Linked DNA regions of Mus musculus: regions 1, 2 and 4 are each linked to region 3. A link is a contact called in ENCODE Hi-C or POLR2A ChIA-PET data. All regions are on one chromosome and are shown on one strand. The core of a region is the stretch at or near the end of the contact, and the rest is flanking DNA. Distances in the headings are between cores, read along the strand shown. Region 1 holds the start of Celf6 (CUGBP, Elav-like family member 6). Region 2 overlaps Gramd2 (GRAM domain containing 2). Region 3 holds the start of Pkm (pyruvate kinase, muscle). Region 4 holds the start of Hexa (hexosaminidase A).

Region 1 (7,572 bases), core at 3,463-5,962, 78 kb after region 3:
AGACATTGTCCCAGACTTTGCCTACTCATGACACCTGAATGTCTCCTAGGAGAAAATGAGGCTGGGAGCCTTGGTTTCCTCTTGGCAACCAATGCTTGACCCTAACTGTCACCATGACACAAATGGTAGGTTCTGATTTTCCTTTGCTTGTGACCATCCATTAATTGAGACCAGATCATAAAATCCCAAGTGCCTATAAAATCAAGAAGTATCTTTTAACTTTAGTTATGTTTATAATATGGAGTGAAGACAATTTAGGTGAGTCAAGGCACCCCAAAAGTATTACAGGAAAAAGTCCACAGGAAAGTCCCATCCAGGAGCACAAGAGTGGAGACAACATGGAGCGACAGACATGCTCACAGGAGTGACAACAATACCCAAAACCACGATTTTAGTCAAAGTGGAAAAATTCTAACCAAATTCCCATTGATGTCTCTTTTAAAAGATAGGTTGAGACACTTGGCCCTGAGCCCCCTCCCCTTTTTGAGCCAGAAGACTGAGTATGGTACAAGGCTTGACTTGCTCAAGGAACACAGACATAAACCCTTTCCTGGGTAGATACCCTTGTTTCTAGCTGCTGGTACCAACCCAGCCCTGTATGGTGATTAGACCTGCGTACAGAGTGGTAGAGCATTGTTTCACGCGTCAGGTGACTCCCACCCATCCCATCCCCAGCCTTGATTGACTTACCCCTGGCAGGGTCTTCTGCTCATGCAGTGCACTCTGGGCCTTGAGGGCAGAGTCCCGGGCGCAGTAGGTGAGGAAGGCACAGCCTGAGGAGGGAGAGCTGAGCTCAGGGACTTTTCTGAAACCTCCTAAACATTCTGCTTCGTAAGATCCAAGCAAGTTAATAAACTTGGGGTCACTATCCTTTCAACATGCACTCTGCCCTGGGAAGTGCTCTGTGATGGAAAGTCTTCACAGGCCTAGGACCTCTGCCCCAAGCTCTGGCTCCCTCTCATTTTCTCCTGGCCTTCTGTCCAAGAAGTATACCCATCTATCCAGTCATGTGCTCATGCAATCCCACAGCACGGCTCCTCTCCCCAGCCCATCCATAAGGGTTAAACCTTCCTAAGCAGCTTCGCCTGCTTCTCTCCAACACCCATCTATTTTAGATAGAGACTTATAGTCTCCAAGGATCAGCCTTGATTCCTTCCCAGTCCAGTTCCAAGTGGCAGGGAAAAAGGGGGAGGAAGATGAAGGATTGAAGGCCAACTACTTCCCAACACTTCCTTTCCTAAGTTTGGAGTTGGGTAAGGCTTGGTTCAGGTTTAAGGGCTTCCTGTAAGTAGGAAATTCCAGAAACTCCCTAATCCTATTTAAGACCTCGGTCTATCACAACAGGGCCTCTTAAAGTGTTGTCTTTGACTCAGCTTGGACTCTTCTACACAATCCTACTTATTGAGGCAGGGATGGAGTCTGGGATGAGATAACAAGTAGGGTCTACTATCTCACTGTGTCAGCTTCAGAATCTGCAGTTTCCTAGAAAACTTTGAAGGAGGTTTCTCTTCCTTTTCAATATTCACTGAGAACACACTCATCCTGAAGATATCCAATACTTACTTATTATGGTTGGGCCTTATGATGGGTTAGAGATGGAGAAGTCTTGGAGATTAGATGTCATGAGGAACACCTGAGTCTGTCTCCAAAGGTTGAGGACTGCCTCCAAGAAGACACTGAGGGCGGGGTTGTAACTCAATGGTAGAATTCTTGCCTAGCATACATAGTGGTCAAGTAATGGTGACGATAAAATAGAAAACATGAATTCTCGAGAACAGGGACAGTGAATCCTTTGAACCAGGTGAGAAGAGGTGTGTGATTGTTTCGTTTGCGGTGAATGAAAACTGAGCCAAAATGTGGTGTGTTCGAGAAACAGCTAGAAGGCTGGATACAGGAGAAGTCTTGAAAGTATGAGCAGAGTGGCTAGTGAGGAATGCAGGCATTGGGTTACATGTAGCCTTAGAGACCGCGAATAAATTTTGTTCTCCTTCCTGAGAGCAATGGAGAAGCCACTAGAGGGTGTTCACTAGGGATGCGAGATGATAAGATCTGTATTTTCAAAACGGACCTCTCAAGTAGAGGAAGGAGAAGGAGCAACAGAAGGCCACATGCCTACGGGAAGCCATTCGGAGCTGGCCCAGTTCTCCACTCAGAGCTGGCTAGGAAAGCAAGTGGGGCCTGTTTTGTTTTGTTTTTCAGTGGTATCTTCTATGGAGCTGCCTCCTGAAGATGGATGGATTGCCTCCTGCTTATTGAGAATTCCTAGACAGTGTCTTATTTTATCAATAGGGCAACTGAAGCCAGAGATTGTGTCAGTCACAGTTTTGGGATCTTTGAACTCCCAGGCTAGGGTTGTTTTCAAAGCACTGTGCTGGTGTCCACAGTACTCGGCCATTGAAATGAAAATGAGTCACTTTAGTGTTCAGACATCATTGGTTGCTGCGAAGAGAGTGGGGATGCTGACTTAGAGGCCCTCTGAGTTACCTCCATATCTCACAAGGCAACATCTGCTTTGGAGAGGCATAGAGTGAATGGAGGACTAAATCACTGACCCCTGGGTTTCACATACATTACTGTTCTGCCACTAAACCATAACATGTCCTCACACTGGAAGGGGAGCTTTAGAAAAAGCTTTGGGGACCAGGTGCTACCAAAAAGAGCCCATGGAGATTGCTTGGGTTAGAGGGTAGAAGGCTGGAAGGATGGAGATACAGGGAAGTATGGCCACAGGGGCAGATGAGTAAGAGGTGAGCAGGAGGGATTAGTGCTAAGTGAGAAAGGAAGACAGAGTGAGGGGACAGTTCAGACATGGAGTGCTTGAGTGAGAACTGCAGTGACTCCACGCACTTGCTTTACTCTACAGATCAACTACAAAGATGAGGTTTATGCTTACCCACTGAACTCACTGTCTAGGAAAAAAATGCCACAAATGACTGGGCATGAAGACAGCCAGTGGGTTAGACTGAATTCTAGGAAGTCTGGATGATGTGGCCTTGTCCTTATAGGACTTTAACATAACCTCTCCCACAAAAGGTGGAATCTGTACCCCTATTCAAAAGGCCTAGTTTTTTCATGGGCATGTTCTCAAAGCCCTCTACTTTAGTATGCCAAGGAATGCCCTGGGGTCTCCCAGCTTGAAAAAGGTATCAGTCTGATGTTAGCTCACAGGCCTTTAGAATGGACCTGCCCTCTAGGACCTGTTATTTCTCTCTTAGGAAGATTATGGAGGGTAATTGGTCACCCTTCCCCCACAAAAATCCCGAAACCGCATTATTTCCCAGTGGGAAAATGAAGATGTGTCTCCTCAAATAATCATGATATGATTCTGGCTCTGTTATTCCAGCTCAGCCTGGACAGACTTTTCTGCGTGTAAACAAGTCTCCTCCCTTCTCTACAGGAAGAAAGGGGTGTGGCTGGAGAGGACCATGGTGCCTCTGTCTTCCTAGGAAGGGCAATGAGAAGAGCCCCCCATCCCCATCTTCCTCACTTAGATTGATCCACCCTGAGAGTGCGCTGGTCTGGGACCAGCTGGCAAAGAAAGGAAAACAGGAAGCCATCAAGAGGATTGAGAGGAAGCAGAGATGCACAGGAGTGGGGATTAGAGGGGGTGGGGGAGTGTATTCACACAGGGGAAAACCAAAGAGGAAGGGTACACAGGCAGGTGTATGTTCCCAGCTGAGGTTAGGATTCTGGATTCAAATCAGAAGAGGTAAAGAGCATTGGGTTCTGGAAAAATGTATGGAATATTGGGTTATTGTCAAATGTGAGAAGGCATTTATCTCTGAGAGCCTCCTGGGGGTGGGGTGAATTGGACTGTATATATTAGGTCTGAATTCTAAAGAGGAGAATTTGGGTATGGGGTATTTAAGGCTGTCAGACCCAAAAGTCAAATGGAGGCCCTAGGGGTTGGTTTGTTGTTGGAGGCCAGGAGGAGTGCAAATCCAAGATGTGTGTGCGGTGAGGCCTGAATAGGGTGGCACCAGAGAGAGAAAGTGCTCAGGAAAACCATGGGTCCAGGGGTCAGGAGATCGGGGGCTCCAGAGCTGGAAGGTAGAATAAGTTTCCAAATTCCAGGGTTTGGGGTGTCTGGTGGAAGGGATGGTGGAGAGATTAAGCAGGGAGGTGGGGATGACTGGGATGTGAGAAGTGACAAGGGATTTGGAGGTTAGAGTGAAGAACGTGTTAGGGAACCAGAGTGAAGTCAGAAGGATGCCACAGAGACAATTCTGGCTCTGGGGCTCTGTGGCCTGGGGAGGGAACAGAACTGAGGTGGGGCAGGTCCTGAACTGGAGTCGGGAAAGGTTCTAGTAGGGCTGGGGTTGGGCCTGCGTTTGGGGCCGGAGTTGGGTTGGGCTGCGCTCTAATTGGATTGGGGCTGGGCTGGGCTGGGCTGGGCTGACCCCGCGCACCTTTGTGGAGGCCGGTGAGCCGGTCCTTCAGCACCGTCAGCTCGTAGATGCGGCCGAACTCCTCGAACAGCGGCTTGAGGTCCTGCTCGTCCAAGCCCCGCGGGATCTGCCCCACGAAGAGCTTGATGGCGTCGTGGTCCTTCATGGGCACCGCGGGACCTGGGTTCAGCCCGCTCATGCCGCCGCCGCTGTCCGCGGTGCTGAAAGCCAAGCGCGGGCTGGGGCCGGCGGGCGGCGCAGACCCTCCAGGCGCCGCGGCCATGTCCCCGCCCCGTCCGCCCTCCCGAGCGTCCCGCCTGTCCCGCCGTCCCTTCCCTGGACTGCTGGCGAGGGCCTGGGGGAGGGGGCGGGGCCCGCCTACGAGGACGGGGGGCTGCCCAGGGGGCGGGGCCCAGCCGAGAGCGAGGGGCGGGGCGGACTGAAAATGGGCGTGGTCGAGGGCGGGGCGCCTGAGTCCGGCTGGAGTCCCCCTCAGAGCTCTCCCTGGCGCGCCAAGCCCAGCCCCGAGCCCCAGCCCCCGAGCTTAGTGACGTCAGACAGCTAGCAGGGAGCGTCTACGCAAGTGATTTGCATAATGAGATAGCGGTGGCCAATCAGAGAAGGAGTTGGCTGAGCTGGAGCGCGGGGCGAGAAGGGCGGCTGGGCTCACGCGCTCCAGCTCTCCATGGCAACCGGACCCTCAGCTGCCCTGTGTGTGGAGGGTGTGCGGGCGTGGCAGTGGATGGGAAGTAGCTTCGTCATGCGTGGCGCTGTCTGCTGGAGTCGGAGATGATCTCTCCCTACACACCTCCAACAGCCGGACCGTTTTCTGTGGGTCAGATAGGGTTTCCACCTCTCTATCCCTACTACCGAAGCCAGTCTTGCGGAGCGCATCCTTCTAGGCTCCATCGCACACCTCTCCTATATCTTCAACCTCTCTTTGCTCCTGAGACTCAAACACACTCTCGTCTCTTGTATTCTAAAATAAGCCCCAAGCACTGATTTCTTCCTCAGGAGAGCGAAAGAACTTATATTATCATATTTACTCAGAGCTTCTGCCTGGTTCCTCCCTATTCTGTGACTCAGGAGTGTTATCTTCTTTTCCTGAAAAGGATGCTGTGGGTCAAAGAAGTTAGGGCGTAAGGCAAAAGAAGAAACGGAAATTGATACATCGCGTGTGTTAATATCTTAAAAGCTATCGGACAAATCACAGCGCTTGAGTGTTTACCTCCCCATTCCCTCTTTCACAAGCGCACATTCATAAAGATGAAGGATTGGCGACATGGCTAAGCATATAAAGGCTCTTAATAAACAAGCTCGATGACCTGAGTTGGATACCCAGAACCTGCGTGGAAAAGCCAGGAGCAGAGCTTCGCATCTGTAATCCTAGTACTTCCGTGGCAACAAGAGGAAAAAAAAAAACAGGAGAGTCACAAGGGCCAGCTAGCAGAGGGACAGAAACAAGAGGGAGCCTCAACAATTTGGAATGAAAAAGCCACTCCTGATCTCAACAAGCTTGCCATGACTCATGTTTCTGCCCCTACTCATACAAATACACACATGCATACACATCACACACACACATCACATATGCATCACACACACCCCACACACAAATCACACCATACACACATACACACATCACAGAAACAAATTTATATTTTTTATTATTTTGTGTTTAAGTTTTGCCTGCATGCATGAATATATATGTATGTGCAGCACATGTATGCCTAGTGCCACTGGGGCCAGAAGACAGTGTCAGAGCCCCTAGAACTGGAGTTATGGAATTTAGGGGTTTTGTAAGCCTCCCTGTGGGTGCTGGGAATCAAACCCACGTCTTTTGCTGCTCTTAACTGCTGGGCTGGCCACTAACTAATTATGAGTTGAATAGGACCTTGAACTGCTGCTCTTTCTGCTTCCACTTCCGAGTTCTGAGGTCATGGGTGTGCACTCTCATGGTCATTTATGCATACCATCTTTAGTAGTTCGTTTGGGGGTACATCTACTTTTCAAATTGTGTTCTTACTGGTGGAGCAGCTTTTATTCTTTTCTTTGACAGGCTCTTGGGATATAGCCCAGGCTACCTTCAAACTCTGGGTTCTTTCTTGCTCCAGTTTCCCCAGTGCTAGGAGTGCAGGTGTGTGCTACCGTGCTCAGCCCTGAACTGATCCTTGCTAGGTAAGTTCTCTTCCGCTGAGGTGTTCCTCCAAGCACCATAGTTACATTTAAAGCAGGTAACTTTAAAAGTGGGCATAACTGGGTCTTTTAAAATTAAAAGTAGTTTTGTTTATTCTGTGACAAGTTGGAAATTAAATATCCTCAATGCTCCACTCTGTTATCTTTTGATACACTGTTGCTGTGGATGCTCAGCTTTGTTATCTTTTGCTACATTGCTATCTACTTTCCCCCCGGGTGTATATAAACTCCAGAGTCAGCTTGCCAATTCTCCTTGCACTACTTTGCTTTCTGTTGCCACAATGAGCACCATGATCACAAATAACTTCTGAAGAAAAAGGTTTATTTCAAGGTATAACTCCTAGGTCACAATCCATCCATCACTGAAGAAAGTAGGACCAGGAACCCTGGGAGAATGCCATTTGCTGGCTTGCTTCCTCTGCTTGCTTAAAAGCATATTATGCAGCCCACGCCCACCTGCCTAGGGATGGTGCCTCCTACAATGGGCTGAACCCTCCCACTTGGCAAACATGGCCACAGACCAACAGAAGAAATTAGTTTGGAGTTTCCTCTTCCCAGGTGTCTCTAGTTTGTGTTAAGCTGACAATCACTAAAAGCATAAAATAGCTTCCTGGAACTTTGATTGGATTTGCATTGATGTAGATCACATTGGGAGAAAAAAAAAGATACAAAACAAAACTGATGTTGTGGCCCTTAGAGGAGATGGCTCAGTGTATCCATAAAGGCACTTGCTACCAAGCATGATGGCCTGAATTTAATCTCACATGGTAGTGTGAGAGAACCAACTCCTACAAGTTGTCTTCTGACCTCCACACACGTACTGTGGCACACACACACACACACACACACACACACACACGTGTATACACACTAATTGTTTAAAAATGTTATTGTAACAATATTGACACTTCCTATTCACAAACAAGAGAAATCACCATCTATTTGTTTCCTTTTTCATTTCTTCATTCAAGAGTGGTGGGTAAATCTT
Region 2 (7,125 bases), core at 524-3,023, 67 kb before region 3:
ATCCAACCCCAAACACAAGTGCTACTGACACTGGGGAACATGATCTAGACTCTCCACATGGTCATAGATAAAAGGCCAAGAAGCGATTGATCTAGACTATTCTGAGACTTGTAAAACCACCAGCTTATTCATCATTCCGAAACTGCAGTCATTCCCGTAGCTTGGAGAGACTGGAGGAAGTCTCGGTCTTCACTGCAGCATTGGATCCTCGGAGCTTTTGCGGGAGCCCTGCCTTCCTTCTCAACTCCATCCTTTTCTGCCCTTGCCCCACAAGCACATGACTCTCCTCTCATCCAAATCTCACTCAGGCTTTGAAGCCCACACATGCTGCACACTTATCCACTGACTCAGTCTTACCCATAAGCCCCAAAGTTAGCTGATGCCTCTGGCTTGCCCCTCACTAGACTCCCTGAAGGGGACCCATGTCATATCTCAGACTTAATCAGCCTTAGTACTGACAGTCAAGTGTGAAAGCTCTGTGGCTGTCTTAAGAGTCAAATGAGGTGCTGAGCATAAAAGCACATTGTATAGGCCTGCTGTTCAAAACATGATAGTCAGTACCCTAGTATCTATAGAAGCATACACTCAGGAGCTAAATAAACCGCTCACATGTAGTTAACGTGTTGGAGAGAGCAAGGCATTCCGATTAGTCTGCTATTGGAACTAGCAGGAAAGAAAAAGTTCCATCAGAAATCCTACACCAATTAATACGCCTTCACGCTCCACTGAATCCAGGAGCAGTGGGTGTCACATTTTCCCAAAGCGGTGCCCAAGCCAACCTTTCTGCTTTTAGCAAGTTAATGAACAGCTTGTGAGTAACTCTTGGCCCACTCCAGCCCAATTTAGAAGGCTGCCAAGGGGATAAGATATCAATATGACACAGCCTCTGCTCTGCTGGGGACCCAGCTCTGTAGTGTTCCCCTCTTCCCCCACCCAAGTGCTTCTGTGTTCAGTCACAGGAGAGTCTGAGGCCCTTACACCAGTGGGACGAGGCTTCACCCAGGCCTGGCCTTTCCCCCAGGCAGAAGAGAGAGCCTTGTCCGAGATCCTTCGAGAAAAGCAAGTGGGGGCATCACATTCCAAGCAGCTCCAGGTTTGGCTGGGAGCCAGGTGCTGAGAGCCAAACAAGAAGGAACACATTCCAGGGAGTCAGGGAGCCCTGCTCACATGAGGGGCCCAGTAAGCAGGGCCCCCGCTGGGCACCAGGTGCTGCTCATCTGGAGATCAGTCATGCAAGGGGAAGGACTCCAGTTTCTCTGGTTATGGATTCAGAGGCTTAAATGCCTCCCACTCTCACACACCGTTGGTGGACAAAGCATATGTAACAGTCACATGTCAAACCACCCTAAGTAAAGTAGAAGAAGGAGGGTGCTGTTGACATCTTGGTTCACACCCAACTGGAGCCAAATTTCTTTCATTCAGTACCCAAAGAGAGGATGCTATTAACAACAAGAGTGGATGGAAGCAGGGAGCCTGAGTTCTATGTCCTTAGGAACTCAGCTCCCCACCCTTGGAGCTCCACCCATGCTGTTCAGACAACACCTGCTCTTCACATCAACCAGCCAGCCTTCTTGGCAGCCAAACCTTTAGAAGATCTAGAGGACCCGTGGAAGTGCTTGCCGGCCTTTCTCCATGCCGGGAGCAGGCAGGCAGGAGGCGATGATCGGGCAGAGGGTTGAGCTATTTCTACTGGGGGAAGATGGCCCCATCGCCTGCCTGAAGAGTCTGTTCTTCCATTACAAACCAGAAGCCTGGGCCAGATTTCACCCAGCAAGGAGATAAACTGGGAGGGACTTTCAATGAGAATGACGTCCTCTTGCTGCACTTTGCTGCCACCTAGTGGGATATTAGTGTTCTCTCTCCCTCTTGCCGGAGCATTGAGGTGGTCTTCAGGCAAACGTCCTGGAAGTAATTTCTCTTAATCATATCTTACTTCTGTGGCAGAACAGCTGTGGGGAGCTCATCTACTTGGCCACGTGGCAAGTGTCCTAGAGACACAGACACAGTAATCATTTGCGAGGGTTGTACTGGCTGCGTGGGCACCTGAGGTGAGATTGATTCTATCTATCTATCTATCTATCTATCTATCTATCTATCTATCTATCTATCTATCTATCTATCTATCTAGATATCTATCTAGATATCTATCTAGATATCTATCTAGATATCTATCTAGATATCTATCTATCTAGATATTTATTTATTTTGTTTTTTCCAGACAGGATTTCTGTGTGTAGCCCTGGCTGTCCTGGAACTCATTTTGTAGACCAGCCTGACCTCAAACTCAGAAATCCACCTGCCTCTGCCTCCTAAGTGATGGGATTAAAGGCGAGTGCTACCACTGCTTGGCTGAGAGGTGAGATTCTTAGTCTCATGATATCTTGGCTAGGCTGAGATGCACCCCTCGCTCTTGAGACCTCTTTCCACTAGAGTCCCTCTCCCTCTGGGACCCACGTCCCCTCTACTCAAGCACTGCCACAGATCTTCATCTTGTGATTTGTGCCAGTAAGATTAGTTCACTTGACACAAACTGAGAAAGCTAGGATTGTGTGCCCTGTCTGTGATGCTGCTGTGTCCAGGGATGCGAGGTGGGAGTGTGGTCTGCAGAGGTTTCTTGGACTTTCCCTGGGTTCTTCAGAAGTCTGCAACTGATCAGCCATATTTTCCAGTTATAGCCAAATGTTTATTTCTTCTAGTCCCAGAAAGCGCTTGGCTTCAGCAACTACTGAACAACCTACATTCAACTCTTTTGTGGTGATTTGAGAAGGAATGGCCCCATAGATTCATGTGTTTGAATGCTTGACCATTGGCACTATTAGGGAGCGTGGCCTTACTGGAGGAAGTGTGTCACTATAGGGGGGACAGGCTTGGAGGTCTTAAATGCTCAAACCATGCCCGGTGTGGCACACAGTTCCCTTCTGCTGCCTGAGGATCAAGATGTAGCATGCTCAGCTCTCTAACAACATGTCTGCCTGCATGATTCCTACTGTGATGATAATGGACTACACTTCTGAAACTATAAGTTTTCCTTTATGAGGGTTGAGGTGGTGGTCATGGTGTTGCTTTGTAGCAATAAAACATACTAAGACAGTATCCCAAAATGAAATTACTCTGTTATCTATTTTTAATTTTTCAGTTTAGGTAAAAATCATTCATATTGTCACAGCCTTCCTTCCTTCCTCCCTCCCTCCCTCCTTCCCTCCCTCCCTTCCTTCCTTCCCTTGGTGCTGGGAAGGAGTGCAGGGCCTTGCAAGCCATGCCTGTGTTTTCCTCGCCTCAGCAACACCCATGATCTTCTGTTTGGCAGCACCTCCTAACCATCGTGACAGCCTCTCCATGGGGTTTAACAGGGGTAGAAATGCTGACCACTTTTTATTGGTTATTGACTATTTTCTAAAAATCCTTTGCTTATTTTACCATTGGGTTATCTGTTGTTTGTTTGGTGGTGGTGGTGGTTTTATTGTTGTTTTTGTTGTGATGATGGTGTGAAGTGGAAATTTTTGGTTTCTTTACAGACTCAGTTGTGTTTTGTGATTTTTTTCTGGAAACTGTTGTATGAGAGGATGTTTTGCTGAGGCAGACACATGAGAGGACATGTGATGTTTGGAAGGAGTATAAGTAGAACCCGACAGTGGAGGATGCCTGTTGATTCACCTCGCAACACTTTGCTGGTCTTTGCTGATCGTCACTTGCCATGACTTTGTAGAGAGAAAAGTGCCAAGGAACTTCTTGTGTCATTCCAGCTGCTTCTTGTGGCTTCCACAGATTCTGCCGATTCAGCAGAACCTCCAATTTTTTCTGGATCAAGCCATGGCTATTGATTTGTGTTTGGTGTTTGCCGATAAGACTGGATTGCCACTACTGATTTGTGTTTGGAATCACCCCAAAGAACTGCTTCTAAACAGGTCCACATCCCCTGTTTTCATATTAATCTTTCTTCTCCCCTACTTTTGGTCAGTGGGCTGGAAGGGAGGTTGAAGCATTTAAGAACCCTTATTAAATAGGTTTTGATAAACCTAAGCCTACAGTGAAGGGTTTTTTGGGAGGCGGGGGGTTGGTTTGTTATTGATGTTGTTTGTTTGTCTTAGATAGGGTTTCTCTGTGTAGTCCTGGCTGTCCTAGAACTCACTCTGTACACTAGGCTGTCCTGGAACTTACAGAGATCCCTCTGCCTCTGTCTTCTGAGTAGAGGGATTAAAGGTGTGTGCCACCACTATGGTCATTTGTTTTTTTGCTGTTCACTTCTCTAGCTAGCCTCTTTAGATTTAGTTTTATTTTAAAATAAAAAATTGTATTATTGTTGTTGTATATGGTGTGTGGGGCAGAGCCCCAACAGCCATGATTATTTTTTTCTCTCAGCCTGTTTATATCTTCTTAGACAAAAGTTCTTTATAAAATTACCTCACAGATAAAATATTACACAAAAAGAAGTTACAGAGGATGCTGACACTAAGTTCAGGGCAGTGTTTTATTCCATAAGCTCATTATAAGTTCAAAGCAACAGTTTCCAAATGGCCTGCTTTATCGTGGTGCACACCTGTGGCCAAGTTTACCTTTTTAAAATTAAAACTTTGTTTATTTACTTATTTTTGCAAATTCATGTGTATGAATGTGGATGAGCATGGCTGTGAGATATCATGGAGAGCAGAGGACAGCCTTGGGATCAGATCTTGCATCCCATCTTGTCTGAGACAGGGTTGCTTTGGGGGGGGACACCCTGGCATGCATGTGAGGATGAAGGACAAAGCTCAATATCAGATGTCTTCCTGGACTCTCTATCTTTAAAAGAATTGTGTGTGTTTGTGTGCGCAGAAGTGTGGGTGTGCATGTGTGTGAGCCTGTGCCTGTGCCTGTGCCTGTGCCTGTGCCTGTGCGTGTGTGTGTGTGTGTGTGTAGGGGGTTGTTTAAGCCAGAGCCCAAGCATATGTGTGCTGGTGCTCTTGGAGGCCAAAAGAGGGCATCAGATACCCTGGAATTCGAGTTACAGATTGTTGTGAGCTGTGTGTTGTCGAGTCTGGGAACCCAACCTGGGTCCTCTGCAAAAGGAGTAAGTGGTCTTAAGCCCTGAGCCATTTCTTCAGTCTTCCACCTTATTTTTTAAGACATGGTCTCTGTAAATCTAGAGTTCATTGACTTGACTAGGCTGGCTGTTCTGTGAGATCCAGAGACTATCTATCTGTTTTCCTCCATGCTAGGTTACCAGATGAGTACCCCAGCCTTGACATGATTCCTGGGAATCTGAACTCAGGTTCTATGTTTACATGCTAAGTGCTTTACTGACTCACCTCCTACCAAAATTTAAAAAAAAAAAAGTGATTTTATATGCATTGGTGTTTGGCCTACATATGTGGTTGTTCTCCTTGAAGAGTTGGGTTCAATTCCCTAATTACTGTCTCACAACTGTCTAGTTCCAGAGGACCCAATGCCCTCTTCTGGCCTCTGTGGGCACTATATAGACGTGGTTCATGGAATGACTTTCAGGCAAACATAAACAATAGGTAAAATCTCAAAAGAATATTAAGATAAAAATGGGGACTGGACAAATGGCTCAATGAAATGCTTGCCACACAAGCATGGTGGCCAGAGTTCAATCCTACCACATAAAAGAGCCAGGCATGGTGGGGCGCTCCTAACTGTAGCCCCAGGACGGTGGGAACAGAATTTACTGGGGCTGACTAGGCCAGTCTAGCCTACTCTCATCTCACTACAGCCCACTGAGAAAACCAAGTGAGCCCACCCAACCTCTGCTCCATCTATGAACTACTAGAGCACGTGAAGGGGTCAGTCATGCAGGATCTGAGCAACAACGGTATCCGTGAGGACCCAGTACTGATGCTGTAGCAGAAGCAGAGGCCTCGAACCAGACCAGTGACTCACTGCAACGAACATTTGCAGGTAAAGTTGCATGGACAAAAGGGTGTATTGTGGGACACACTGCAGTTTCCATGGAGAGATTGTTTTAATTCATTAATTTTTCTTTTTTCTTTGGCAGAGGGAGGTTGCAATCGTAGAGGGTGGATATGGAGGAATTGGGGAGATGAGTGGGATTCGGGTGCATGATGTGAAATTCACAAAGAACCAATGAGAGAGAGAGAGAGAGAGAGAGAGAGAGAGAGAGAGAGAGAGAGAGAGAGAGACTGTCTCAAGGTGGATGATGCCTGAAGAACAATACTCAAAGTTGTCCTCAAACACACACACACACACACACACAAAGTAAACTTCTACACCACAGGAAACTAGAAAAATCAAGGTTTTTATTTAAAAAAACAAAACAAAACATTTTTTCAGTACCTGGGAATTAACCCATTTTTTAAAAACTTCAAAGGCTAATGCCATGGTGAACAAGCCACTCTTGTTGAAGCAAGCCCTCAGAGAACCGGAGGAGCGTCGGGAGTGGATACACACTCACAGGTTATGAACGATCGCAACCGACACACAGCTCCTCTAGAGGAGCAGAGAGAGGACCCTCCAGAGGCATGGACACACCCATATCACTCAAAGCTCTGGCTTCAAGGCTCTCTTCAAAATCAGCTGCCCTGCAGCTTGCCTCTTGCCCTTGCAGCCTTGTTTGGAGAATGGGCTTCCTACAGCATGTTGTTTGGAGAACGGGCTTCCTACAGCATGTTGTTTGGAGAACGGGCTTCCTACAGCATGTTGTTTGGAGAATGGGCTTCCTACAGCATGTTGGCACAGCCACTTGTGACTTGGCATGAACCCTGGCTCAACCTAGCAAGGCTCAGAGAATGGCCCTGTACTCTCGCCCCTCAGCAGGGACCAGGGAGGGAAAGCACTGGGGCAAGGAGTATTGTTTCCATGACGATAAGATGGGAAAGAGTGATGGAGGATGGTTAAGACAAAAGGATGGAAGTGCATTAAAGGATGGGCACTGGAGGATGGGCACTGGAGGATGGGCATTGGAGGATGGGCACTGGAGGATGGGCACTGGAGGATGGGCACTGGAGGATGGGCATTGGAGGATGGGCATTGGAGGATGGGCACTGGAGGATGGGCATTGGAGGATGGGCATTGGAGGATGGGCACTGGAGGATGGGCATTGGAGGATGGGCATTGGAGGATGGGCACTGGAGGATGGGCATTGGAGGATGGGCACTGGAGGATGGGCAC
Region 3 (7,292 bases), core at 2,699-5,198:
CTGCCCGCAGGCTTGCACGACCGCCTTTTCCCCAAGGAGTGGGATCTAAAGACTCCATTTCTCCCACCCAGAACTTAGCATCAACACTGACTTTTTATCTTTATAGTTTCCAAAACTTAATTAAATAGCATTCTGACTTTATTCAGTTCATAGTCCATTTTGTTTTTTCCAACTCACAACTTCTCCAATCCCACTGTCCTTTGCTCAGTATGATTACAGACACGTGCTACTATGTGCATTTTATGTAGTAGTAGGGATGGACCATGGCTTTGTATCAGATCTACATTGCCAGCCCCTTCCCTACTTTGTTTTTTTGAGACAAGGACTCTACAAATCCTGACTGTCCTGTCTCTCTGAGATTAAAAATACATTCCACCACACCCAGCCCTTCTCTACATCAAATCAAACCTTTGACTCCTCCAAAGTGGGCATGGCAAAGGGTAAAGTCTTTTACACTGGAGACACCAGTACTTTAAGGCCAAAATATGGCCTAAAGGTTATTCACACATTTAGAAGGAATACAGCTTCCTTTGGAGGCAGGCCTCAGGAGATGCTCAGAGCTCCCTAGAGGCCACTTAAGGTACTGCAGCCCAGACCTCTCTCCTACGTGCAGACAGGCACAAACCACAGTAGGGGTGTGGCCTCACAGCACAGCTGGTGGTGCCCTGGGACCACCTCCAAACCTGAGTAGCTACACTAGGCCTTAAGATCCAGCAGTTTTGCAGGCCACGATGCACGTGGGGCTCACCTCTCCTGATTACTACATAGCCAAAGTAAGTCTGGCTCTTGGTTAAAAATTTCAAGACGCACGAAAGTTCCAGGGCAGGAAGAATGTTCTTCGTCATACAGTCATCTACTCCTATTATAGTCTCCATGAGTGCAGTTTACAGAGATGACTCGGTCCTTTACCAGAAGCAGTAAAAAAAAAAAAAAAAAAAAAAACTCACCAGTTAACTTGCCTGTGGGTATTTGAGATGATTGAGAAACTGAAAGACAAATGAGTCATTTTCCTCTACCTCAATCTCCAGCTTAGTTCTTGCCCAACTCGTGTCGACTTGCTGCAAAAAAGCTAAAGATGCTAAAAACCCAATGTGAGTTTAAGGCAAGAAACGCTTTTTCTACCTTTCTGTCCATAGCCGCTTCCTCATCCCTTCCACTCAATATTAAGCAATTAACAGCTTTAAGAAATAAAATAGCGTTTCCTGTGACCAACACGTTCATATAACACAGATGGCATACCCAGCCCCCATAAATCTGTTTGGAGTCAGCTATGAAATGTGCCAAGTCACTCACTGGCTGGACTAAACTCAAAGTCATTTGCCAGTTTGCCTCCAGAACACCGGGAATAAAGGGATCAAGGGCCATTATACCTGGTTGAGATACATTTCCACCAAAGCCCACTCCCAAAATAGGGTTTCTGTGTAGCTCTGGATGTCTTGGTACTTTGTAGAGTAGGCTGGCCTCAAACTCAGATCTGCATGCCTCTGCCTCCTGAGTGCTGGCAAACAGTTCTTAACAAATTTCCCTACAAATTAAATAATTTAAAATATAATGCTTAAAATGAAAATAGCTATGTACTAAATAAGTGATTAGTATTCATATAGTTTGGCTTAAGCAATAATTCAGAAATGCCTCGAGAGAAACTGCCAATCTGGATACTGGTTGTTCTATGAAAAGCTGCTGTGCCAATCATTCAAGAATGAAAATATGCCGTCTAGAAGCAGCCACTCCACATTTCCACTCTTATGGTCACCTTCATTTAGGTGATACCCGCCACCTCTGGAAACAGGGTATCACCCGCTCCATGTTCTCAAGCTCACAGGCCTTCCTCCCAAGTACTGGGATTAAAGCTGAACCACCACACTCAGTCTGAGTGAGACATGTTTAATTCAGGGAAAATGCACGCTATTTGACTCACTAAAAAAGAGGGAACCTTACAACACTTCAGAGAACAAGTGTGGTCCCCTCACTCACCCAAGGAAGAAAATTTTCTCAAAAGCCGCAAAGTTGAAAGGTTGAGTCATCTTGCCCAGACCCGGTGATGGTTTACACTACTTTCCCAAAGAACACCCTCACTGCCTTTCCTACAGCATAATCAGGCCATCAGAGGGCAAATTATTTGCTAACAATGCTTCCTTGAGTCTTGATCTGAGCCCCCCCACCCCACTGTTGGGGCAACAGTACCAAACTTCCTACAAGCCAGAAGGCATAAAAGGCTTACTTGAACAAAGAGGACCGGAAGGCTTCTATCTGGGTACCTGTTTCTTTGTTTCTACCCTCACAGCCAAAGACAAAGGCTGCACAGATTTCTCCCTTTAGATAGCTCTTTCTCAGGAGAGCTGCAATGTAACATTAATTACTTTGTAAACACTGACGGGATTCCAGAGAGAATTTGTTTCCATGGGCATACTGGGTATTCAGAGCCTACCTGCCTCCCCAAGCTTACCCCTAATGTGCATAAAAATAGTAAGGAGACAGAATCAAGTTGGTAGCCTTCAAGGTAACTACTTCATTCATTGACCAAAAGGATATAATGCATGCCCTTCTGGATATTTCACCCGAGGTTAGTCACTACATCGAGGATGGCCCGTACTTACAAGGAGACCAGTAATTTAGCAGCCTGGAGTGACACAGGACCAGAGGCCAAACCTAAGAATATTAATAGATCACACCGGATTCCAAAACCTAGCTGCCTCCATGCACGACTGGATTTTCACTATAAGGTTCACTTTTTCCAAACTACCAGTGTCCTGGATTTGGAAAAAGTGGTCGAGCTCTTATCTTACTATGACTGGGTATTTACTGGGTCTTTATAGCCTTCAGACTAGAAGATGCCCGGCTTTTTCAAAACCAGTATGCCGGCCACCTTGTGCATGCAGCCCCATCTTCCTCATAGCACTGACTTGACAAAATCTGCTTCCCTAATTAGACCGAGCTCTGTGGGCTATGTGTGTTCTGGTAGCGTCGGGCTCCAGTTTCTGTCGGGAACGGGTATGGGTTGATCGCCCACCCTCCCCCTCGCCAGCACGTGGGAGCAGCATGACCGATTAATCAGACGCATCGCAGTACGTGCCGCCCCTCCGCCGCAGGATGGAGCGCGAGAGCAATGAGGGCCCGTGCCCACCACCAAAAATCTGCGGGCACACAAAACAGGCAGCAATAGCGGCCAACCTTTCTTGCCAGGCCACCGGGAATACAAAAGTTACGTAACTTGTAGCTGCATTACCAAGGACCGCTAGTGACTGCATCCTACCTCCATGCACCGGACCACGAGGAGTCCGCGGACGTGACTAGAATGCGGGGGGAGGGGAAAAGCTGCGAGGGGGAGGGGCGAGGATATGGAGGTTGAAAGGATGCTGCGGCGCGGACGTGACCGGATCGGAGGGGGGAGGGGCGACGAAGAGCTGCGAACACTGGCGCGGGAAGAGAACGCTGACCTGAAAGGAGGATGAACGCGGAGGCTGAATGGGGGGTGGGGGTGGGGTGAGTAGGGGAATTATTTCAAGTAGAGATTAAGAGGAGGGCACCGAATTATGAGGGCACAGAGCTAAGAGGAAGGTCGTAAGTCGTAGTGGATGTAGGAGGACGAGCATCGGAGCAGGGCGAGAACAGGGTGGCGAGGATAGCAATAGTAAGATAAGAGGCTGGAACCAGATTGAGATGGAAGAGAGAGCAGAATGAGACCGTGGGAAAGGAGCTAGCCGGCCACCCTCAATTTGGAGGATTAAGACTTGGACTCAAGTGTGGCTCCTCCCCAACCCGGAGTGGGATGCTCGATGCCTGGCGCCTGAGTCCCGCGTGGGCAGGCAGGCCTGCGTTACACACCAGTGGGCATCGGCTCTGGGGACAGATGGCTTAGGTTCTCCCCGCTCACCTCGGGCGTACTTCGGTTCCTGCTGCGATACCTAGAGCGGACGTCAGTCAAGTGAAGACGAGTCGCTGCTGTGCGGGGCTGCGCCGACTGGGCCTCAAGGTTATCACAGCTGCGGGCCGCCGCAATCCCTCCGCAGCCCCGCCCCTCGCCCAATCCGGGCTGCGGCCGGCGGCGCCCCGCCTCTCAACGGGGCGCCCGCACCTCCTGAGAGAAGCTCAGGGTAGGCGGGACAAGCAGGTTGCCCTTTTGAGGAGGACTACCTTCCGTGGCGGAAGGACATCGTAGACCAAATTTGCTCAAGGGTTATCCTGTTGACCAATGGGGAAGTGGTGAGGGAGCAAGGCCCGCCCACCGGGCCAGCGCCGCCGCCGCCACCACCACCCCTAGGTTCCCGGGCGCCACCGCCACCTGTTGCTTTAGATCGGCTACAAAATGTTCCCTTTTTGGCCTTTTGCCCAGGTCTCCCCATCTGCCCTGGCCTACCAGGGCGGTGCCCAGATTTATAGGTCCACGGACATTCCTCCAGCCCCGCCCGGAGACTCTCCACCCTCCCGGCGCCCGCCCCAGTACACCCTCTGAGGCTGAGCGGAACGGGAAGCTGGGGTGATGGGAGCAAGAGAGTGGTGGAAGGTCTGGGCTGCCTCCTAGAGGGTTCCAGACTTAGAGGCTGGGTAGGAAGAACTTAAGTCTCTCTTTGGAACGTGAGCGCGACCTCCTAATAAGGAGGGCTAGATTGGACCCATGTTAATACTTTGAGTCTCGAATCCTGCACTTTTAAAATGCCTGGACCTGGACGCAGCAAACCAATCCAAGGTAATTAGTGCAGAACTGGACCTACGTGTAGCCATTATCTATGCAGGAGTCAACACTGGTTTTTGACTCAGGCGTGTATGTATTTAAATTTGTAGTATTGGAGGCATTAACAATTTTTTCCCTACAAAGTATTTTCTAATTTCCCAACTGTTAACACTAGTCTTCATTCCGCAGAGTTTTGAAAGCAGATACAATGTTGCCACATTCTAAATGGGAAGACTGTACCTTAGGTTTTGGATTTTTTTTGGTTTTGTTTTGTTCTTTTGTTTTTCTTGGTAAAAGATGGGTGTGACCATTTCAAGCAGACACTTCTTTGTAGTTGAATCACAGGCCTTCATCCCATTTTCGGTCAGTTTTGATTAGAGGGAAGGGTAACATAAATGCAATTTGTAGTGAAATAAAGTTTTTTAGTTTCTTCTATAAGTCCCCTTGGTCCCCTTAGTTTAGGGAAGTAAATGCTTGGTTATTATGGTGGAAAGAACATGAAGTTGGGGAGGGGGAGGTTATATCTGTGGAGGAAATCATTCCTTTCTGCAAGAGAAGGGGGTAGAAGAAATGACCTCTTTGTGCCTTGGACACACACACACAAAAGAACCATAGTGTTCAACAGGGTGACAGTTATCTATCTACTCATGTTGAGGTCCACTGTGCATACTGTGCGTCAAGCAGAGTAGCTCACACCTGTAATTCCAACGCTCAAGAGGCCAAAGTCAGTCTGAGCCACACAGATCTAGGCCCACGCAGGTCAGGGTTTCGGTTATAGATTCATATTCATTCTTTTTCTCCCTCCCTCTCTCTCCTCTCCTCTTTTACACACACACAGAGGAATGCACGCACACATGCATTAATGAACTCTACCATCACCACAAATCTAGATACAAAGCTTGGTGATCTTAAGTCTGTGACCTTGACACTTAGGGACTGAGGCAGAACTCCAGGCCAATCTGGATATGGACCCAGACTGACATGAATATCCATTAAACTGGAGAATTGGTGCTAGCCAAGAATTGCTCTTCATCTGCAGGCTTCAATGATCTGACAGTTACACAAATGGGGTCTATGGGAAGTGTTCTCATTAGATGACAGAATGTGTCACAGTAACTTCCTACTATCTTGCTTCTGCTGAGAAATCGGCATGGTATAGAGGAGTACATAGTTAGGTTGTATCTTATCTTTGTTCTAGTTTAATCACTAGCCCTATAGACTATACCTATAATTTAACATGTACAGTCCGTTAAAAGTAACTTGAGGACAATCCCTATTTCACAGGGTGGAGTTTGATCAGTTAATTATATGTGAATGAGTCCAACAGTGCCCAACTCAATGCTTCCCTCTCTCCTATGACTTCATATTATTCTAAAGGACATATATCCCCAGGTTTGCTGCTAAGTCAGGGGCAATCAGACACCACAGAAATATTAAAACTATTACCTCAGAAACACCTATGTTTCAAGAAATGAGTTTTATCCATGTGGAAGTACAGAATGATCACTGTGGCTACTGTTCATCATCAGACAAAATAATTATCTTTCCAATAAGGGACTTTAAAAATGATCAATGAAAAATTGTATATTAGACAACTTTCATATTCTGCAGCTGGGCGGTGTGACACACTACTCTAATCTCAGCATTTGGATGGAGGCAGAGGCAGGTAAATCTCTGAGTTTGAGGCCAGCCTGGTCTGCAGAATGAGTTTTAGGACAGCCAGAGATAGACAGAATCCTTGTCTCAAAAAAACCAAACAATAAAGAATATTCTGAGGGGGGAAAAAAAAGCGAAGACAGGAAAACAGTGGGTCAAGTGCACTCTTCCTAAGAGGTGCCACCTTTTCCTTAGATGTGTTCTTCACACTATGTCTGCCCTTACAGGCTGGCTGCCTGGTTCACTCATTCCAAGGACAACTAGAACTAAAAAGACTTCGGGTCCTCTTCTGTGCAAAGTTATTTCTGCAGAAAGTTTTAAGAGGGCAGCATCTCTGGCCCAATGGTGGTGACAGTGTGAGGTGTTCTGAAACTCAATTTGTGGAAAGTCCTTTGCTCCAGAAGCTAGTAGTTCATCTAAATGAACTGAAGCCTACCTTTTTCTCATCCCTGGGGCTGGAGGGCTCCAGTGGAATTGTGTCATCCACAGAACTTCCTCCTCACCACCTATAAGAAGCCAAGATATCACTAGGTCTATCCAGAATAATTCTGTGATCCGTGAGAGCCAGTAATGACTCAGCAGCAGACACTGCTGCTCCTTCCCAGATAGAATTAAAGGCAGAAGGAAGCTCCTCCCCCACTGATGGCCACATCCTTACCACAAACTGAGTCATGGCCACACCCAGCCTGTATGGAAAACTACCGAGGATAGGAAGGAAGGTGAAGTTCAAGGAGTTTTTAAATTTTGAGTCCAATATACTCTCTACTTAGCATTGAGGAAAACAGTTCCTTTTCCTGACCCGTGAGGCAAGATTGCTTACACTCAGATAAATGAAAGGTGGGCTGTCACTGGCCTCTGTGAAGAATGCTGTCCTGTAGCTCACACTTGTCTTTAAGGACCCCAGCCCTTTCACCTTCTAAGTAGCCAGGCCCCCAAGTCTTCCTCCATGGTTGTGAGCAGGTAA
Region 4 (6,512 bases), core at 516-3,015, 120 kb after region 3:
TGAAGGCATATTATGATCTAAGTAATAAGAAAAACCACCCAGCCTGTTGAACAGGCTGACTATGGACAAAACTAACCCAAGGCCCTGAGCGTTCAGAATCAAATAATAAGAGATAAATGTATACTTTTGGCCCTCATCTAAATACAGTTGTTCCTAATACTTACCTCCACTCTGAAAGTATTTTTATCATTATTTCTCGTTATGTAACTCTCCATTCTCCACACACTCTTATAAATGTCATCATGAAACTCTCTTCCTCTTTGAAAGCAATAGAATCAAAGGCAACCCAGTCTTCTCCAAGAATAACTACCAGGTCACTTAAGAGTGTCTCTGACAGCCCAAGGTGGCCTCAAATTCAGTATGTGGCCAAAGATGACCGTGGACTCTTGATCTTCCTGGCTCCACCCCACCCCCATCCCCAAGTCTGTGTGCCGTCGAGACAGCTCTTATGAGATGCAGCAGGGTATTCAAGCCTCGTTGCATTGCACTTTACCAACTGAGAGAATAGAGGTTTGATGGTTAATCCTTCCCAGCCCAGCTGCCTGACCTTAGCTGTGTCTCTCCTCTATTTCAAGATGCATTTTCCATTTCCAACTCTGTGACAGAAGGGGTCTGGGTTGAGACTATAAGATCCCTGCTCCTCCAGCTTCCTCCAAACCAGAGTCTACGCCAAATCCGAAAACCTGCAGCTCATCTTCTCTTTTGAGGATCTTTGGAAACAGTAAGGATGATGGAGATGCCTTGCGGGATGACAGGGTCTTCACTTTCAACAGATGATTTGGAATCGTCTGCCTATGTCTCCGGAAGCTCTCTGCCTTGTGTTCTGATTCCTCTCACACTTTTACTAACCAAGTTATGTGCCAGACACATGCTGGGCTCAGTTCTGCAGCCCTGGTCACTGCCTCACAGGGACCCTATGCCACTTGAGCATGTTCTATAAAGGATCATTTTAAATGTCTATTGCCAACATATTGTCAATATTCTAACAGCCTGATTGAACTGTGGCCCTACAGTAGGCATTTCTTAAGAAAGAAAGAAAGAAAGAAAGAAAGAAAGAAAGAAAGAAAGAAAACCTAAATGCAGTTCTCAAAAGGAGGATTAGGGATAAACTGAGACCCCAAGAAGTCACATCAATGAAGGGGTGCTCGGGATAGGGGCTGGGCTGGGGAGGCCAGCTAGCTGGATAGAGAAAGCAAGGGGAGAAACGCGTGGGAGGTGACTGACTGGGCTGTGCAGAGGCCAACGGGAGGGTGTCTGGGAGCCGGGCCGGGGCTGACCCACGCACGGAAGGCGGCTCCTTCGGAGGGAAGAACCGGGCAGTGACTCACTTGAGAAGCTGGGTCGGGGCCAAGAGCCGGAACCGAAGAGCAGGTTACGGTAGCGTCGAAAGGCCTCGTCGAGGACGACGCAGCCCGCCTGCGCGGCCGAACTGACATGGTACCGGAACTGGAAGTTGTTGGGGTACAGGGTGTAGCGCCGGTGGTAGGTTTGGATGTACTGGGGCCACGGCCACAGTGCCGTGGCCAAGCAAGCCAACGCCGCCGCCAGCAGCAGCGAAACCCAGAGCCTGCAGCCGGCCATGGCCCACCGGCCAGCTCCCCTTCCAGCAGGCTGAGCCCACGTGAGCCCCGGTCAGCTGAGCGGCGCCCGCGTGACAATCGGAGGGTCACGTGAACGGGAGGGAAGCAAGGCGGGCTCGATCTCAGAGATCCGTAAGCAAAGGATTCTGCAGCTCCCGACCGGGTGGGCGGTGAAGGATCGATCCCCGCCCTGGCCAAGCCTCTGTAACCCAAACCCAAGGGATGGGCTGGGAGGGACAGGCACCGCCCCAGGGCATGGAGAACTAGCCCGGAGGATACGGGAAGAAGGAAAATGAGAATCCAATTTGCAGTGTCAACTGTGTGAAAGCGCACTTGAGCAGTCTTTAAGTAATCAGCCCCAGGGGTCTCAACATGGAGCAATTGAAAGACGTCCCAAAGTGTTGAAAAATTGTTTGTGGTGATTCCTAGTTGTGATACCAGAATTAGTGAGGGAAAGGCAGGAGGATTCCTGTAAGTCTATGGCCAGTGCGGGCTATCTAGTGAGTGCCAGAACCCGGTGTGTTAGCAAAAGCCTGTAACCCGAGTGTTCAGTAGGTCAAGCCAGAAAGACTGCTGTTGTAAGTGCAGAAGCCATGTTTACTTCTATAACTGAGAAGAATTTATGAAAATTTCTCTTAGCTAGAGGTGAAGCTCAGTGCTAGATAACTTTATTAGCATGATTGAGAACGCAGGTTCAATCTTCAACCCTGAAGTGAGCAGGAGGAACAGTGGAAGAAAAGAGAGAGAACTTCCACTTTGCTCATTAATTGTGCTAGACTTGGTATCCCAGAACATGGCAATTTCCATAACCATAGTCTTAAGGCTTGCAGTGATCTTTTTTTTTTCTTTTTTTTTAAAGATTTATTTATTTATTATATGTAAGTACACTGTAGCTGTCTTCAGACACTCCAGAAGAGGGCGTTACGGATGGTTGTGAGCCACCATGTGGTTGCTGGGATTTGAACTCCGGACCTTCGGAAGAGCAGTCGGGTGCTCTTACCCACTGAGCCATCTCACCAGCCCTTGCAGTCATCTTTTAAAAACAAAGCTTTAGGAGTCTCATGAAGCCCAGGCTGGCTGCTGTACAGCTGAGGATGACCTTGAACTTCAAACTCTCTAGCGTCCATCTCCTGGGTGCTAGGTTTACAGGTAGATTATGCCTAGTACACCTGATACACAGTCATGGGGTCTGAAACCAGGGCTCGTGCATGATAGGAAGACAAATGCTCTACTGTCTGTACTACAACCTAAGCACACCCCCAGCCTCTGGACTCTGTGTTTGGGGCAGCATGTTAAGTGTGTGGAAGTACATGTGTGTATGCTAACATGTGGGCATACGTGTTGCTTGTGTGCGATGTTGTGTGTCCTTCCTCCTTAGTCATGTTGAACTGAACTACCTTCTTGATTCCCGCAGATCACGGCTCTGCCAGCCATGGTGGTTGCAGAGACCCGAGTACCAGAGGATTTCACCAAGTACACTGTGATTATAGAATAGATGATGAACTGGTGACTCAATCCATTCTTGGGGTGATAAGGCTCAGGAAGGCTAGCATCCTGGCTGATACCCTCCAAGGAAGCCTCGTCATCCTGCATGTATGCTGTGAGGATAAGGGCTGTGTGAGGCATCGGTTTGTCTCCATTGCTTTTACAGGGTTCGTTTTTTGGTCCCTTTGCTTGTCCATGTCCCCATCAGACCACATGGTGAATGAGACCATTGTAGCCTTACTGCCTAAGCCAGGACTCTGCAGGCAGGAAGTGTTCAGCTGTGTTTGTCCAGTGCGTGCATGAAGGAAGCACTTGTGTTAGATTTTGCAAGCCCAGCCTGACTCAGTGTGTAGGGAAGAGACCAGCCTGTGGAGGGAGGCAACGGTCAAGGAGAAACAATGATGTGCTCACTCAAGGATCCAAGGTCCCAGAAGAGCCTGGCACAGAGCAGACATTTCATGAGTGGATGTTGGATGACTAATATGGGCGAACCAAAGTGGAGATCTGTGGAAGAGTATGGGAGGCACTAATGAACTGCTGTATCTGGCTAGGAAAAAAAATTCATGCATGAGGAAGGATGAGGCTGGATCATGAACTAAGACTGAAGTAAAAAATTACTGAGTCACTCACTCTATACTAGATATGTGTCTTTCTTGTCTTGCTGTTGTGATAAATCATCTGGCACGAGCCATTTAGGAGGCAGGCTGTGGTGGCCCACACCTTTAAACCCAGCACTCAGGAAGCAAGCAGAAGCAGGCAGATCTCTTGACTTTGAGGCCAACCTGGTCTGCAGAGTGAGCGTCAGGACAATCAAGACTACACTGAGAAACCCTGTCTCAAACTAACAGACAAACACACAAAAAACAAACAACAACAGCAGCAGCAGCAACTTAGGTAGTAAGGGTTTGTTTTGGCCAACAGTTTGAGGTATTGTCCATCATACAGGGGAAAGCATGCAGCAGGAGCGAGAGGTGGCTGACGTGGCCAGTCACACTGAGTCCAGCATCAGGAAGGTGAAGGCAGTGTGTACTGACGCCCAGCTGGCTTTCTCCTCTGTTCGTTCAGTCTAGAACCCCAAGCCAGTGAGAGGTGCTACCTACATTGTGGGTGGGTATGGTGATATGAATGGGAACGGCCCCCATAGGCTCATATGTTTGACTGCTTGGTCACTAGAGAGTGGATCTGTGTCAAAGGATTACAAGACTTTGGAGGTGTGGCCTTGCTGGAGGAAGTGTGCCATTGGGGGTGGGCTTTGAGGTTTCAAAAACCATGAGTGACAGGTCCATTCTCTCTTCTCTCCCTCCCCCCGCCTCTTCCCTCACCCTCCTCTCCTCTTCTCTCCCCTCTCTCTCCCCTCCTCCTCTCTCTCCTCTCTGCCAGCTGCCCAAGGATCAGGATGTAGGTCTCAGTTACTGCTCTAGCACCAAGTGTGCCACCATGCTCCCTGCCACCATGCTCCCTGCCATAATGATAATGAATTAAACCTTTGAAGCTGTAAACAAGTCCCCATCTTACAAATACTTTCCTTTATAAGTGTTGCTGAGGTCATGGTGTCTCTTCATAACAATAGAACAAAGATGCACCTCGTGGGCAGACCTGGAATTATGTCTTCTAAGTGATTCTAAATTTAACAAAGTTTACAATCAAAATTAATCATGAGGCTGGAAGTGGTTCAGGATTTTGTTTTGTTTTGTTTTGTTTTTGAGACAAGGTTTATTTATGTAGCTCTGGCTATCCTGAAACTAGCTCTGTTGACCAGTCTGGCCTTGAACTCACAGAAATTCACCTACCTCTGTCTCCCAAGTGCTGGGATCAAAGGTGTGCATCATCCCCCACCCTGTGGTTCAGGACTTTAATGTCAGCACTGGGGAAGGCAAAGGCAGGTGAATCTCTGTGAACTGGAAACCAGCCTGGTCTATATAGTGAGTTCTAGGACAGCCAGAGTTATATAGTGAGACCCTAGTTAAAAACAAACAAACAAAAAAACCAAACAAATAACAAAGCTATGACAGTACCTTATTTTTTTCTCATAAATGTTGAAATTCCATGCTATCTCTGTTTTACTCTGAGAATTACAATAACTTGACTAAGCCTTGGTAGACTTGAGTGAGGTCAGAAGAGGAATGGGAAGGCAAGAAAAGATCTTTGCAAGATCTGGTTTTATTTTTCATGTAGCAAAGGCTAGCCTCAAACTCGTGGCTAAGGGTGACCTGGCACTTCAGCTCCTCCTTTCTCTGTCTCCTGAGTGTTCAGGATTCCAGGTTTGTACCACCAAACCCTGTGTATTTGCTTCTAGGGATCAAATGTAGGGCTTCATGCACACTAATCCCGAACTCTACCAATTGTGCTGATCCCCGGCTCATTTAACTTTGTAACTCACTGCACCACTGCCAGAGCTTTCTTTTTCCAGATTATACAGTGGGTTGAGTCATTTTCCTGTACTAGAAGGTTTTCTGTTTTTGAGACAGGGTCTCACTGTGTAACCCAGGCCAATATAACACCTGGGATCCTCTTATCTCTCCTCCTATCTTGCATAGCTAGGATTATAAACATTTGCCCCCATGCCTGGCTCAGACTCCAGAATTATTATTTTCTAATGTATATAAATATTTACCTGATTGTATCTAAATGCGTAGTGTACATGCTTGGTGCCCACGAGGAAAGAAGAAGGCACCAGACTGTAATTACATACCTTGTAAGCCACAATGTGGATGCTGGAAACAGAACCCATGTACTCTGTAAGAACAGCAAGTGCTCTTAACCACTGAGCCATTTCTCCAGCCCCTCAGTCTGCAGATTTATTTAATGGCTATACAATACTGTCAGAAAAAAAAAAAAAAACACCAGGGTTACAGTCAAGCATCCTAGTTTGCTTTCCATTGTTGTGATAAGCACCAAGACCAAGAGCAACTTGAAGATAAAAAGGTTTACTTTGTTAAGTTTGTATCATAGGGTATCATCCCTTAGGGAATTCGAGGTAGAACTGGTGGCAGGAACTGATACAGAGACCATGAAGGATCGATGCCTGCTGGTTTGCTCCATGGCCTGTTCAGCCTGTTGAAGGACAGTTTGACCTTCAGCAGATAGGGCTGTGTTTATTAGTGCTCACAGTCAGGGTAACTTAGAGGTCTGCTAGGGGGCAAAGCTGGTTGTGAGCCTTTGCAGAAGTGACCTGAGGAGCTTGGAAATGATGTCGCCATCGCAACTGTAAGGAGTGACATATCTCTCCTTCCTTAAATTGTTTGCCCAAGGCAAAACAGACAGACTACCTTGGAAGGCAGGCTGTCTCAACAGACATTCCTTTCTGTGTTAACCAATAGCAGCTGAGCAAGGCACTCTGTCAGTGTGTATGTCGTCTGTATGTGTATGAGCACATGTGTGTGGATGTGCATTGATGTGGGTGTCAGAAGATATTGTCCACAATCATCCGTGATCTCCCGTCTACCT

What was found. Hi-C counts contacts between places; a loop is a spot of excess contacts on that map. ChIA-PET counts read pairs that join two places held with the same protein, here RNA polymerase II (POLR2A).
Region 1: POLR2A ChIA-PET joins it to region 3 with 80 read pairs in embryonic stem cell. The contact joins the promoter of Celf6 here to the promoter of Pkm in region 3. POLR2A ChIA-PET finds 5 or more read pairs at or near these places in 4 of 5 experiments (Patski and embryonic stem cell).
Region 2: a loop to region 3 is called in a map of left cerebral cortex, with 5 times the contacts of the local background. The contact joins the enhancer-like site here to the promoter of Pkm in region 3. A Hi-C loop is called at or near these places in 1 of 37 maps with a recorded cell type or tissue (left cerebral cortex). POLR2A ChIA-PET finds 5 or more read pairs at or near these places in 3 of 5 experiments (Patski and embryonic stem cell).
Region 4: POLR2A ChIA-PET joins it to region 3 with 28 read pairs in embryonic stem cell. The contact joins the promoter of Hexa here to the promoter of Pkm in region 3. POLR2A ChIA-PET finds 5 or more read pairs at or near these places in 4 of 5 experiments (Patski and embryonic stem cell).

The regions. Positions count from the first base shown.
Region 1 is chr9:59,575,477-59,583,048 of GRCm38, reverse strand. Celf6 (CUGBP, Elav-like family member 6) reads right to left here and starts at 4,712. Exons shown (of 12, transcript NM_175235.3): 1 at 4,410-4,712; 2 at 691-773. The coding sequence starts at 4,671.
Region 2 is chr9:59,717,984-59,725,108 of GRCm38, reverse strand. It overlaps Gramd2 (GRAM domain containing 2), which reads right to left. Exons shown (of 12, transcript NM_001379375.1): 12 at 6,238-7,125. Among named protein-coding and RNA genes, the nearest start is that of Senp8, 29 kb to the left of the region's middle. Within about 2 kb of position 1,773, at least 1 of the 3 ENCODE cell types and tissues checked has a DNase peak (open chromatin) inside an H3K27ac peak, as active enhancers do.
Region 3 is chr9:59,653,232-59,660,523 of GRCm38, reverse strand. It overlaps Pkm (pyruvate kinase, muscle), which reads right to left and starts at 3,948. Exons shown (of 11, transcript NM_011099.4): 1 at 3,875-3,948. Gm51708 (a long non-coding RNA gene) reads left to right here and starts at 4,618. Exons shown (of 4, transcript XR_003948336.1): 1 at 4,618-4,687.
Region 4 is chr9:59,534,793-59,541,304 of GRCm38, reverse strand. Hexa (hexosaminidase A) reads right to left here and starts at 1,765. Exons shown (of 14, transcript NM_010421.5): 1 at 1,329-1,765. The coding sequence starts at 1,581. It also overlaps a transcript of Tmem202 not described here.